Linked DNA regions of Homo sapiens: region 2 is linked to region 1. A link is an interaction called in ENCODE POLR2A ChIA-PET data of the cell type or tissue named here. Cell type or tissue: MCF 10A. All regions are shown on one strand. Each heading gives the region's core, and the rest is flanking DNA. Links, peaks and the distances in the headings are about the cores only.

The links. ChIA-PET counts read pairs that join two places held together with the same protein. Peaks named below come from ENCODE experiments on the same cell type or tissue, not always from the same donor. Only the 100,000 strongest peaks of a DNase experiment are listed, where the experiment ranks them.
Region 2: POLR2A ChIA-PET joins it to region 1 with 5 read pairs; 1 of 35 experiments calls an interaction of 5 or more read pairs at or near these places.

The regions. Positions count from the first base shown.
Region 1 is chr16:75,301,824-75,307,931 of GRCh38, reverse strand. CFDP1 (craniofacial development protein 1) reads left to right here. Exons shown (of 7, transcript NM_006324.3): 6 at 2,750-2,908. Among named protein-coding and RNA genes, the nearest start is that of BCAR1, 53 kb to the right of the region's middle. RefSeq lists enhancers at 1-294, 1,581-2,780. In MCF 10A, for the core only: no CTCF peak of the experiment used is centred there; DNase peaks (open chromatin) are centred at 2,391 and 3,201.
Region 2 is chr16:75,547,417-75,553,524 of GRCh38, reverse strand. The region is part of intron 2 of TMEM231 (transmembrane protein 231); the gene reads left to right. Among named protein-coding and RNA genes, the nearest start is that of TMEM231, 5.8 kb to the left of the region's middle. RefSeq lists enhancers at 3,177-3,236, 3,277-3,346. In MCF 10A, for the core only: a CTCF peak has its summit at 3,103 (motif pointing right); a DNase peak (open chromatin) is centred at 3,054.

The sequences.
Region 1 (6,108 bases), core at 728-4,727:
ATACCACCAGGGACACCTAATCTAGAGGTTAGGGAAGGCTTCCTGGAGGAAGTGGTTTTAAAGCTGAGATAAGGCTTAATATGGTGGCTTGTGCCTATAATCCCAGTACTTCGGGAGGCCAAGGCAGGAGGATTGCTTGAGTCCAAGAGTTTGATACCAGCCTTGGGCAACATAGCAAGACCCTGTCTCTACAAAACATAAAAAAGATAGTTGAACGTGGTGGCACACACCTGTAGTCTCTGCACCTCAGGAGACTGAGGTGGGAGGATCACTTGACCCAGGGAGGTTGAGGCTGTAGTAAGCTGTGGTTTCACTGGTGTACTCTAGCCTGGGTAACAGAGTGAGAACCTGTCTCTAAAAAAGTAAATACATAAAAATTTATTTTAATTATTATGTTTTAAAAAGGGGTCAGTGGGCCTGGGCGCAGTGGCTCACACCTGTAATCCCAGCACTTTGGGGGGCCGAGGTGGGCAGATCACCCGAGGTCAGGAGTTTGAGACCAGCCTGCCCAACATGGCAAAACCCCGTCTCTACTAAAAATACAAAAAATTAGCCAGGTGTGGTGGCAGGCGCCTGTAATCCCAGCTACTTGGGAGGCTGAGACAGGAGAATCGCTTGAACCCGGGAGGCGGAGGTTGCAGTGAGCCGAGATCACGCATCTGCACTCCAGCCTGGGCAACAAGAGAGAAACTCCGTCTCAAAAAATAAAAATAAATAAAAATAAAAAGGGGTCAGTGAAGAGACATTTAAGCAGAAAGACATGCTAAGCTTTGTGTTTTGGAAAATTCAGTCTAATTACAGCATGTCACTAGATACCAGGATAGGGCCACTGAGTGAGGATGGGGAAAAACAGGTCAGGGAGACCAGTAAAGAGGCTGTTCAATTATCCAGGTGATATAAGAATGAGAATTCGGGCAGTAGCAGTAAGGAAGATGAGAAGGAAAAAGATTTGAGACACAGTAAGTTTCCATATCCCCACTCATGCTCCGTTCCTGGTAAAATGGTGAAAAAGAAAGTGTGTGTGTGTGCGTGTGTGTGTGTGTGTGTGTGTGTGATCACGCGCACATATGACATTGTAGGGGTTGAGTTGTCTGGAAAACAGTGCTTAGAAGATATGAATTGAAAGCTCATAAAGAGCTATTTGGAGTTCTCTTAAGCAAACTGGGAAGTAAAGTAACTAATGAGAAAATCTCTCAAGTCACTTCTCATCTGGAGGCGAGATAGCACAGTGCACCACCCTGAGAGTTGGGAGAGATCTTCCTTTGTCCCGGATCTGCATTGTCTATTGTTTTGACCCTTGTTTTATCATTTAACCTCTCTGAACTTTGTTTATTTGTCCAACTTAATACAAGGATGATGAAGCTTGCCCAGCCCATTCTGAGTTGATCTTAAGCTCAGCATGTACTGGGGTGTGACCCAAACAGGGAAGTTGACATCCTCTCTACTAAAGTTAATAGAATGAGAATGTTCAGGGTCATTGTTCAGTCCCAGCAGTCTGGTGTTCAGTGTGGACGTTGGCCTGTTGGCTCACACCAGGCAGAGGGGGTGAGTAGTCGTTCACGCTGCTTTGCGGCAGGGACGTGGGGTTTCAGAATGGGTTAGGGTGATACTAGGTTATTTCAAAGATGATCCCTTCCAACTCTGAGACTGGGTCCTGTGTCACAGGCCTTAGTGAGAGTTAGATGAGATCATGGCTACAAAAGCACTTGGAGAACAAACATTCTAGACAAGTAAAGGTATTATTATCAGTAGACCATGTGACATTAGCTCATAGTTTTTAAATGTTTAACTTTCTTGCATATCCCCGTGAGGCGGAAAATAACTTCCAAGTTCCTACATGCTGGTAGATGATTTCGTTTCATTTCATAAAGAGACCAAACCTTTCCTCATACCATCTTAACTGCATTTTGCTTTTCTTATTTTATTTCATATGTTTAACAATGACTGGAAACATTTGACCTGCCAAGACTTGAATTTGGGCATCTGGGGTTTCTCCCACTGTCCATGATAGCATCACCAGCAAGTGGAGCACAGGCTGTACATTCCCCGTGTGAGCTTTCGGAGTGAGGAATGTTCTCCACCTCCTGGAAAAAACAGGGCCCAACTCACAGGAGTTAAAAGGAAACTGATTTTAGAACCCTCTTACAGTACTGTGACTTTTCACTCATCAGTGTTGGGAACTGGTTCTCTTTCTCTTAAAAGAACCCCCTGGGGCTTTAAGCTTAAACGATGACAGTGACTCAGAGTGGCTCATGCTTATTGCACCTTGACGCTGTGCCAAGTGCTGTTTTAGCCCTTTACGTGTAAGATACACCACAGCCTGTGAGTAAGCATTTGCTTTGTAGATTAGGAAACCAAGGAACATGCAGTAAATAACTGGCCTAGAGTCACACAGTTAAGCTGGAAGTTGGACCTTGGCATGTGACTCCAAAGCCCTGCCTGAAGCGCTGCTCCTCCCCTCCTTGCAAGCAGAGACCTGCCACACAGAGCCCACAGAGGTCTGAAGAAGGCAGGATTTCCTGTTCGTAGCTCAGGAGAGCAGACAGTGGTGTTAAGCAGGAAAAGCACATTAGAATTCCAGTTTACTTACAGTGCTCTCCACACCAGGAAGGAAATGCCCCAAATATGAACATGGCTTCCACTAAGATAAATGGCCCCAATCTAGGGGATTCCCATTTGCATCAGAAAAACTGTTAATATAGAGATCAGAGTTTTTACCTGCTACATCTTTCATATTTTCTTTCCTTAGGTTAAAAAGATCAAGTGGCATGAGCAGCCTTTTGGGGAAAATTGGTGCCAAGAAGCAGAAAATGAGCACCCTTGAGAAGTCCAAACTGGACTGGGAGAGCTTCAAGGAGGAAGAGGGGATTGGTGAAGAACTGGCCATCCATAATCGAGGGAAAGAGGGGTAAGAAGGAGTAGGTTTTATGCCTTGGAAAATCCTCAGAACCCTGAAATCAAATGATTTATTGGAGACAAACTGCCCACTGTAAGCAAGCAGGAGCTTTTCATGATGGAACTAAAAATGTGAGCACTTTGGTTTGTCAGTAAGTCTCTGTTCCAGTGTGGGGCAGGGCCTGTCACTGGGAAGGCCACTGCGGGTGGAGGGAAGGCGGGGCATGTGAGGAGTACTCTCAGGGGCCAGTCACATCTGCCAAGCTGAATTTGCTGAATTACAGCTCCAGTGAACTGTAAGTTGCCTAGTGGTTGGATCTGGCCTGTGGTAGCAGCCTTGGCCTTATCTGAATCATTTGTCCTTCTGAGAAACCAAACTAGTTCAGATCCGTCAAAAACTGAGCCAATGGAATGCCTAGATGTTGCATTATTGTGAATTTTTTTTTGTCTGTGTCATTATGGCCTGGGGTGGGGCTTTACCCTTGGCTATAGCCTGTGTGATAGGCCAGGCCCTCAGACAGCACCCCAGGCCATCACTTGCACCTCTTTCTCTTCGCTGTGGAATACAAAGAGAATGTTCATAACCTACGTATTCAGTTGTAAAAAGGGTCCTTTCCTTGTCATATTTGTCTTACTGGTGATTAAACAAAAAATCAAGAAAGAAATGGTGGCCAGGCATGGTGGTTCACACCTGTAATCTTGGCACTTTCGGAGGCCGAGGCGGGCAGATCACTTGAGGTCAGGATTTCGAGACCAGCCTAGCCAACCTGGCAAAACCCCATCCTACTAAAAATATAAGAATTAGCCAGGCATAGTGGTGCACACTTGTAATCCCAGCTACTTGGGAGGCTGGGGCAGGAGGATCACTTGAACCCACTAGGTGGAGGTTGCAGTGAGCCAAGACTGAACCACTGCACTCCAGCCTGGGTGACAGAGCAAGACTGTGTATCAAGAAAGAAAGAGAGAGAGAGAGAGAAAGGAAAAGAAAAGAAAGAAAAGGTGTTCATAAGTACTTACGGACCTCAGAAGGCACTAAGGAAGTTACCACAGAAGTGGCTTCATGGCTCAAAATCAACAGTCCTCACCCCTAGCCATGAAAGGAAATGTTGAGTGTCCCACCAGAGAGCCCTGGCTGCTCGGCAGCTCTGCTTCTTACCAGTAAGCTCTTCTCCACCAGCATACTGGACACCTCTGAGGCTCAGCTCCTTTACCAATAAAACTGGGATAACGATACCATCCTCACTATGTGGTTGTGATGATCTCATGAGATAATATATGTATTGCTTACGTATATGTAATATACATAAAGCACTTTACAGAACACCTGTCACATAAAGGCTTGCGTTAAGTCGAAGTCATTCAAGTTTTTTTTAAGAGACAGGGTCTCACTATGTTGCCCAGGCTGGTCTCAAACTTTTGGGCTCAAACGATCCTCCTGCCTCGGCCTCCTATGTAGCTAGGACTACAGGGGCACACCCCTGCACCCAGCTCATTCAGTTTATTAATGATAGACAAAGGATTTATTGGGGGGGGTCATATTTCTAAATTAGGCTTCAAGATTATCTAAATGAACCTGGAAGCTGACCAGTATGGTTTTTTTTTCCCTAAACATACATACATACATACATACATACATTTATTTATTTATTTATTTATTTATTTATTTATTTAGAGATGGAGTCTCACCCTGTCACCCAGGCTGGAGTGCAATGGCGTGATCTTGGGTCACTGCAACCTCTGCCTGCCGGGTTCAAGCGATTCTCCTGCCTCAGCCTCCCAAGTAGCTGGGATTACAGGCGCGCGCCTACACGCCCAGCTAATTTTTGTATTTTTAGTAGAGACGGGGTTTCACCATGTTGGGCAGGCTGGAATGCAATGGCGTGATCTTGGGTCACTGCAACCTCTGCCTGCCGGGTTCAAGCGATTCTCCTGCCTCAGCCTCCCAAGTAGCTGGGATTACAGGCGCGCGCCTACACGCCCAGCTAATTTTTGTATTTTTAGTAGAGACGGGATTTCACCATGTTGGGCAGGCTGGTCTCAAACTCCTGACCTCGGGTGATCTGCCCACCCGCCTCGGCCTCCCAAAGTTCTGGGATTACAGGTGTGAGCCACCACGCCCAGCCCTAAAAAAAAACATTTTAAACAGCTTCATGAGCTTGTTTAACTAGCAGACTTCTAGATCAGCCTAAGCTGGAATGCTACAGGACAGGGAGAGGGGGCCAGAGTGATCAGGGGAAGACTCCGGATGAAGTGCAGTGTTGTCTCTTCACGAGTGGTAGCTCTGACATGCGCCCCAAACCTCTCCATTCAGATTCAGCTCCAGTAACTCGCAGCTCTGTCCTGTTCTCCACTCTTGCACAGTGATCTGAGACAGCAGAGGAACTATCAGCGTGTGCTACACATTATTGCTTCTCTGAATATTGATTATATGAGTTGGACAGTGTTCACTCTGCTTGAGTTAATAGAGGTCTTAGAAAAGTAAGGAGTGTTGGGAGCAGTGGCTCACTCCTGCAATCCCAGCACTTTGGGAGGCCAAGGCAGGAGGACTGCTTGAGCTCAGGACCAGCCTGGGCAACATAGCAAGACCTTGCCTCTACTAAAAATCAAAAACATTAGTTGGACGTGGTGCACACCTGTAGTCCCAGTTACTTGGGAGGCTGAAGTGTGAGGATTGCTCACCTCCAGAAGATTGAGGCTGCAGTGAGCTCTGATCGCACCAGTGCATTTCAGCTTGGGTGAAAGAGTGAGACCCTGGCCCAAAAAATAAAAATTTTCAATTAAAAAAAAAGTAAGGAATGGTGCTGTTAAAGATAGGAAGAGTTAACAAAATGTAGACTGGAAGGGAAAACAAGATTAAAAAGAACATCTGCCTAGTGAGAACTTTTCAGGCAGTGGAAAGTCACATAACTGGGTTAGGGAACAACTAACTAATACCATCCTCCTTTATGCTCTGCTTTTCCCTCCTTTGCTTGAGGCTTCTCCCCTCATTCGCCCAGCCAGATTCCACAGATGTGACTGCATGTTTCCAGTGCAGATCTACTGGCTCTGTGCTCTGCCTCAGCCCTTCTCATCTGCCTTCTTAAGTGCCCAGCCCCACATCTCCACTCACTCTCCTTTTCTGGCTCCTGCAGATGGATTAAAGGAGCCCAGCCCCTAGGCCAGTGAAGGGACTGGAGCTCTGTTCTTCACCTTGGCTGAGCATGAGAATCCTCT
Region 2 (6,108 bases), core at 1,331-5,330, 240 kb before region 1:
TCAGCCTTCCAAGTAGCTGGGACTGCAGGCATGCACCACCACTCCGGGCTAACTTTTTTGTGTTTTTTAGTGGAAACAGGGTTTCACCATGTTGGCCAGGCTGGTCTAGAACTCCTCAACTCTGGTAATACACTCACCTCAGCCTTTCAAAGAGCTGGGATTACAGGTGTGATTACAGGTGTGAGCCACTGCTTTGAAGTGAACAGAGTCTGGACTGGAACTCAGTATTTCTTATGCTATATCTTAAAATCTTAGCCCTTATTGCAACAAACTACTTTTATTTTCTAACTTTGAACATAGAGCCAGACTGACGTCAGTCTATCCAGGAAACTGTCCAGAAGGCAAAGGAAACAGTGGTTGTTGATTAAGGTTGGACCAAGTGCTGGGAGGTGGCTTTGCAGTGGCTAATTGGGGGAAATGCTGAAGTCACAAACAGCCTTGCTTCTGCTTTGGTCAGCTCATCCTGGACAGCGTCTCTAAGCTCCCTACATGTTTAATGCTTTGGAAGTCTAGTTTTTGTTGTTTTTAATGAGAGAAGAGAAAAGCAGAGTGACTTTTTCCCCCTCAAGCCTCAAGGAGGCTGACATAGCTCTTGAAGGCATGTGTGGACCCAGAGAATACAGGGACTGAAGGTTATAGAAGGATTCCAGAGGATGAGTGGAGAGTACCGTGTTTCTAAGACACCTGTTTCTTCTCATCCCTGAAATCAGTGTCTTCCTGTCTGTGGTTATCAACTGTTGGCAAGGAGGCAGGTATGGCATAGTTCTCATTGCTTACACCTGTGCCGGCATCAAAACATGCAGAAGGGGCATCATTTCTGTGTAAGAGGTAGGTGTTAGAAAAATAAAAATGCAATTAAAAAGAAGGGGCATCAGCAACCTCAGAGGAAACCCCAGAGACAGTAGTAGAACATTTTTTTAACCCCTGAATTGAATGGAGAGCAAGTAAGGGAAAGTTTGAGAGGCTTTTAAAAACAGGAAAGCTCTCCATAATTTCAAAGTCTGCTTAAGGGCCCAGACCAATGGCTTTTAGTTTCTTTTATGAATTGTTTGTTTGTTTGTTTGTTTGTTTTGAGACAGGGTCTCACTCTGTCACCCAGACTGGAGTTCAGTGGCGCAATCTTGGCTCACTGCAGCCTCCGCCCCCCAGGTTCAAGAGATTCTCCTGCCTCAGCCTCCGAAGGAGCTGGATTACAGGCTCCTGCCACTACGCCTGGCTCATTTTTGTATTTTTAGTATAGATGAGGTTTTACCATGTTGGCCAGGCTGGTCTCGAACTCCTGAGCTCAAGTGATCTGCCTGCCTCGGCCTCCCAAAGTGCTGGGACTATAGGCATGAGCCACCATGCCCAGCTGAATTTTTGTTTTTTGTTTTTGTTTTTCTTTTAATGCTGTATCACCAACATGTTTGATGGCACAAAGGACAAAGTTGCATAGAAAAGTATGGGTTGTTGACTGAGTTAAAGTGTTACTCAAAAGGATGAGGATGTAAAGAAGTTTTAGGAATCCCTGAATCAATTTATTTTGCCTATATTTTTCTTTCTTTTCTTTTCTTTTTTTTTTTTGAGATGAAGTCTCACTCTGTTGCCCAGGCTGGAGTGCAGTGGCGCAATCTCTTCTCACTGCAACCTCCGCCTCCTGGGTTCAAGCGATTCTCCTGCCTCAGCCTCATGAGTAGCTGGGATTACAGGCAGGCACCACCACGGCCGGCTGATTTTTGTATTTTTAGTAGAGACGGGATTTCATCATGTTGGTCAGGCTGGTCTCGAACTCCTGACCTCAGGTGATCCACCCACCTCGGCTTCCCAAAGTGCTGGGATTACAGGCGTGAGCCACTGCCCCGACCTATTTTGCTTATATTTTTCTAAGTAAATAAACATATCTGTGTAAATATGTCTAAATCTAAAAGCTCTTTTAGTAACTTTTTAAAAAGTAAGTGATTAGAAAAGTGTCATAGTTTAATTGGAAATGTTTTTCTTTTATCAGTGGTATATAAAATAATGGTTCATTTTATAAGTAATGGTATCTTAGATTGAAATACAAGGCTGAGCACTGTGGCTCATGCCTATAATCTCAGCACTTTGGGAGGCTAGCCCCTTGAGCTCAGGAGTTCCAGACCGCCTAGGCAACATAGTGAGGCCCTACTATAAAAAATTTAAAAATTAGCCAGGGGTAGTGGTGAATGCCTATAGTCCCAGCTACTCAGGAGGCTGAGGTGGGAGGATCACTTGAGCCTGAGAGGTCAAGGCTGCAATGAGCTGTGATCGTGCCACTGCACTCTAGCCTTTTTTGACCCTGTATCAAGAAAAAAAGAAATAGAAAAAAAAAGAAATACAGGTAGAAAGGTGGAAAGGAACCACGAAGTGGCAGTTTCTGCTTTGCTAGAGACCCACAACTGGTGCCAAAGAGTATTTTTAGCTTAAAAAGAAAGGAGCACCCGGTGATGACAAGTATATGGTGAAATAGACACTGGTATAAACTAGGAAATTAACCTTTAATAAAAGAATATGGGCCGGGCGCAGTGGCTCACGCCTGTAATCCCAGCACTTTGGGAGGCCGAGGCGGATGGATCACCTGAGGTAGGGAGTTCTAGACCAGCCTGGCCAACATGGTGAAACCCCGTCTCTACTAAAAACACAAAAATTAGCCGGGTGTGATGGCAGGTTCCTGTAATCCCAGCTGTTTGGGAGGCTGAGGCACGAGAATTGCTTGAACCCGGGAGGCGGAGATTGCAGTGAGCTGAGATTGCACCACCCATACTCCAACCTGGGCAACAGAGCCAGACTGCATCTCAAAAAAAAAAAAAAAAGAATACGACTTAAATGAATGAAATGTACGCAAACAAAACAGAAACCAAACAAAATTCCAACAAACCGTCAGATGCTGGGAATTCCTGACGGGGAAAAAAGTCACACATCAGGATACTCTGGAAACAATGGCACTTGAATTTCTGGCAATTCCTGCAGTCAGGTGGTGTGCTGGTTATGAGGTATTGTCTCAGCTCCAAACCCACCCTCCTACGCTCAGCTTCCAGGTTCCTGCTGAGATGCTGGAAACCACCTTCTTCCCCTGCAGCTTCCTGTTAGGTTCTGCCAGTAGGAGGCATGATGAGCCTTGTTCTGGGAGTGCAGAAAAAAAGAAATGAAACCAGTCACCACTGCCAGGGTGAAGAACCACTGTGGATGCCACAAACAGGGACAACCAGCAAACAGGAAGGAGCAGGACGCCTCTCCTACCGGCTTCAAGGTTCCCTCTAGTGCATGCTTCCTCCAAGCTCAGAGGTCCTGGCCCCATCTGGGCCGCGGTCCCTTCTTGAAGTCTGAGGCTCAGCTCTTCGAGGCCTCTTCCCTGAACCTCTAAGTTCTATCAGTCCCACCCGCTTCCCCTTCTTCTCTAGTCCTAGGTGTGGGAAATGTTCCCTGCAGCTACTATCTCTGTGTTGCTGGGATATCCCCTTTTTACGTCTTCAGTCCTCTAATACCTATGGGACTATTTATTCCCTATGTTAAATTCCCTCTGGCCAGGTGCGGTGGCTCATGCCTGTAATCCCAGCACTTTGGGAGGCTGAGGCGGGCAGATCACCCAAGGTCAGGAGTTTGAGAATAGCCTGGCCAACACGGTGAAACCCCATCTCTACTAAAAATGCAAAAATCAGCTGGGCGTAGTGGCGCACACCTGTAATCCCAGCTAGTCAGGAAGCTGAGGCAGGAGAATCACTCGAACCTGGGAGGTGGAGGTTGCGGTGAGTGGCGATTGTGCCACTGCACTCCAGCCTGGGCAACAGAGTAAGACTTCGTCTCAAAAAAAAAACAAAAAAATTCCCTCTGACTCTGCTCAGTACATGCGTGTGGATTTCATGTGTATCTCTAAAGGGTTATCCTCCTTTAACCATGAGAAATCTTTTCAGTTAGAGTTCTTATGAGCTATTATAGAAGAGCCCTGAATCAGGAGTCAGCAAACCAAGATCCTTGTCCCACAAGGTCCTAGTCCCAATTCTGTCACTGGGTTTCATAACCTCACCCTCAATTTATCTATCCATATACAGGGCATGAGAGTACCCACATCTCTCCTGGGATATGCAGAGGAATCACGTGGGACAATGAATGGATATAAAAATTGTTCCAAAGCCTGTATATACGTTGTAGATATAAGGTGGTGGTGTGATATGTGAATTCTCTTGGCTAAGTACCAGTTGGAGGTTAGATAGCGACCTAGAATTTGTGTTAAAGAAGTAGTAGCCTTTGAATGCCTGCCTTTGTTAGCTATTGCACATATGTTAAACTTACTTTCAACTAAATGGAATTAAATAATTGATTTATTCAGTGGTCCAAGTGATAACAGAGGAGCACAGCCAAACTTCGCCAGCCCCAGGAGGGTGAGAGTCCAGCTTGGTGACAGGTCATTTGTGGGAGACACATCCTTTCCATCGAAACTTCTCTCCCCCCTCTCTCCACCCTGCTCTCCTTCTCACCCACTCTGCCAGATGCATTGATCCCACGGGTACCCAGAGCACATGTACCTGATTAGCCTGGATCCCTCCTCTCTGAGATGTTCCTGCACCCCATCACTTCACTTCCTTCAGGACTCCAACAAGTTGGGTCATCCTGAATATTTAAAAATTTCTGTTAAATTCTTTTTGGGTTTTTTTGTTGTTTGTTTGAGATAGAGTCTTGCTCTGTCACCAGGCTGGAGTGCAGAGGCACGATCTCGGCTCACTGCAACCTCCACCTTCTGGGTTCAAGCGATTCTCCTGCCTCAGCCTCCCTAGTAGCTGGGATTACAGGTGCACGCCACCATGCCTAGCTAATTTTTGTATTTTTAATAGAGGCAGGGTATCGCCATGTTGCCCAGGCTGCTCTCGAACTCCTGAGCCCAAGCAATCCACCCACCTGGGCCTCCCAAAGTGCTGGGATTATAGGCATAAGCCACCACGCCTGGCCAATTTCTGTTAAATTTTACCTTCATTATTCTCTAATTTTAGCCTGCTTCATTTCTGTCAGCGGCACTTGTCACTGTTTTCTACATTGTCCATCGGGAATGTATGCCCCATTAGGATGGGGACTTTGTCTATTTTGTTTACCATTATAGTCTCATTATTTGAAATAGTGCCTGGCGTGTTTCCAAAAAGTACGTAACAGATCAATGAGTGAATTTAACAAGTAGACACTATTGATGGTGTTGTGCCAAATCTGTCCCCCGCGAACTTGGAATGGAAGGATGTGCACAGGCAAGTATACAGACGTAGATGCCTGGTGCTGCTGTTTTTCAGGAAGATTTGTCCAACCTGCTGTCTTCATTTGGAATTTTTAAAATAATTTTAGACATTTTGGTCCTAAAAAGAGGACCAGATTTGAAGTCACCTGATCTCAAATCCTGTCTTCACCATTACTTGCTGTACCTCTGATAAATGCCCTAATCTCACTCATCCTTGATTTTGTCATCTGTGTAATGGGAAAATACCTGTTCTGCCTGCCTGGGGCTTTACATTTATTGTAAAGATCAAAGGAAATGAGCTTTTCCCCCTCCCACAGTGTGTTGGAGTCTGGATTCTTCTGGCAGTTGTCTCCTGGCCACTATCCTCTGTTGCAAGTTGAGAAATGTGCTCTTTTCTTCCTGTCCAACCCTAAAGATCTAGAAGGTGTGGATCCATCACAGAGAGTTACATAAGATTTTCTACCCAGATCCCAATTGAAGAAAATCCACAGGAGACAAGGCAGGCTCTTTTATTTATTTTTTATTTTATTTTTTTGAGATGGAGTCTCGCTCTGTCACCAGGCTGGAGTGCAGTGGCAAGATCTTGGCTCACTGCAACCTCCAACTCCCTGGTTCAAGCGATTCTCCTGCCTCAGCCTCCTGAGTAGCTGGGATTACAGGCACGTGCCACCACTCCCAGCTAATTTTTGTATTTTTAGTAGAGACGGGGTTTCACCATGTTGGCCAGGATGGTCTCGATCTTCTGACCTCATGATCCGCAAGGCAGGCTCTTTTCATCCTACCTATAATGACTAGTCCATCATTGCCTCAGTAACTTGATCATCAGCCCTGGTAGCAGATATCCCTCCCCGAAGCTGATGAAACAGGGCAGAGAGGAAGTATCCAAGAGAAAAGGG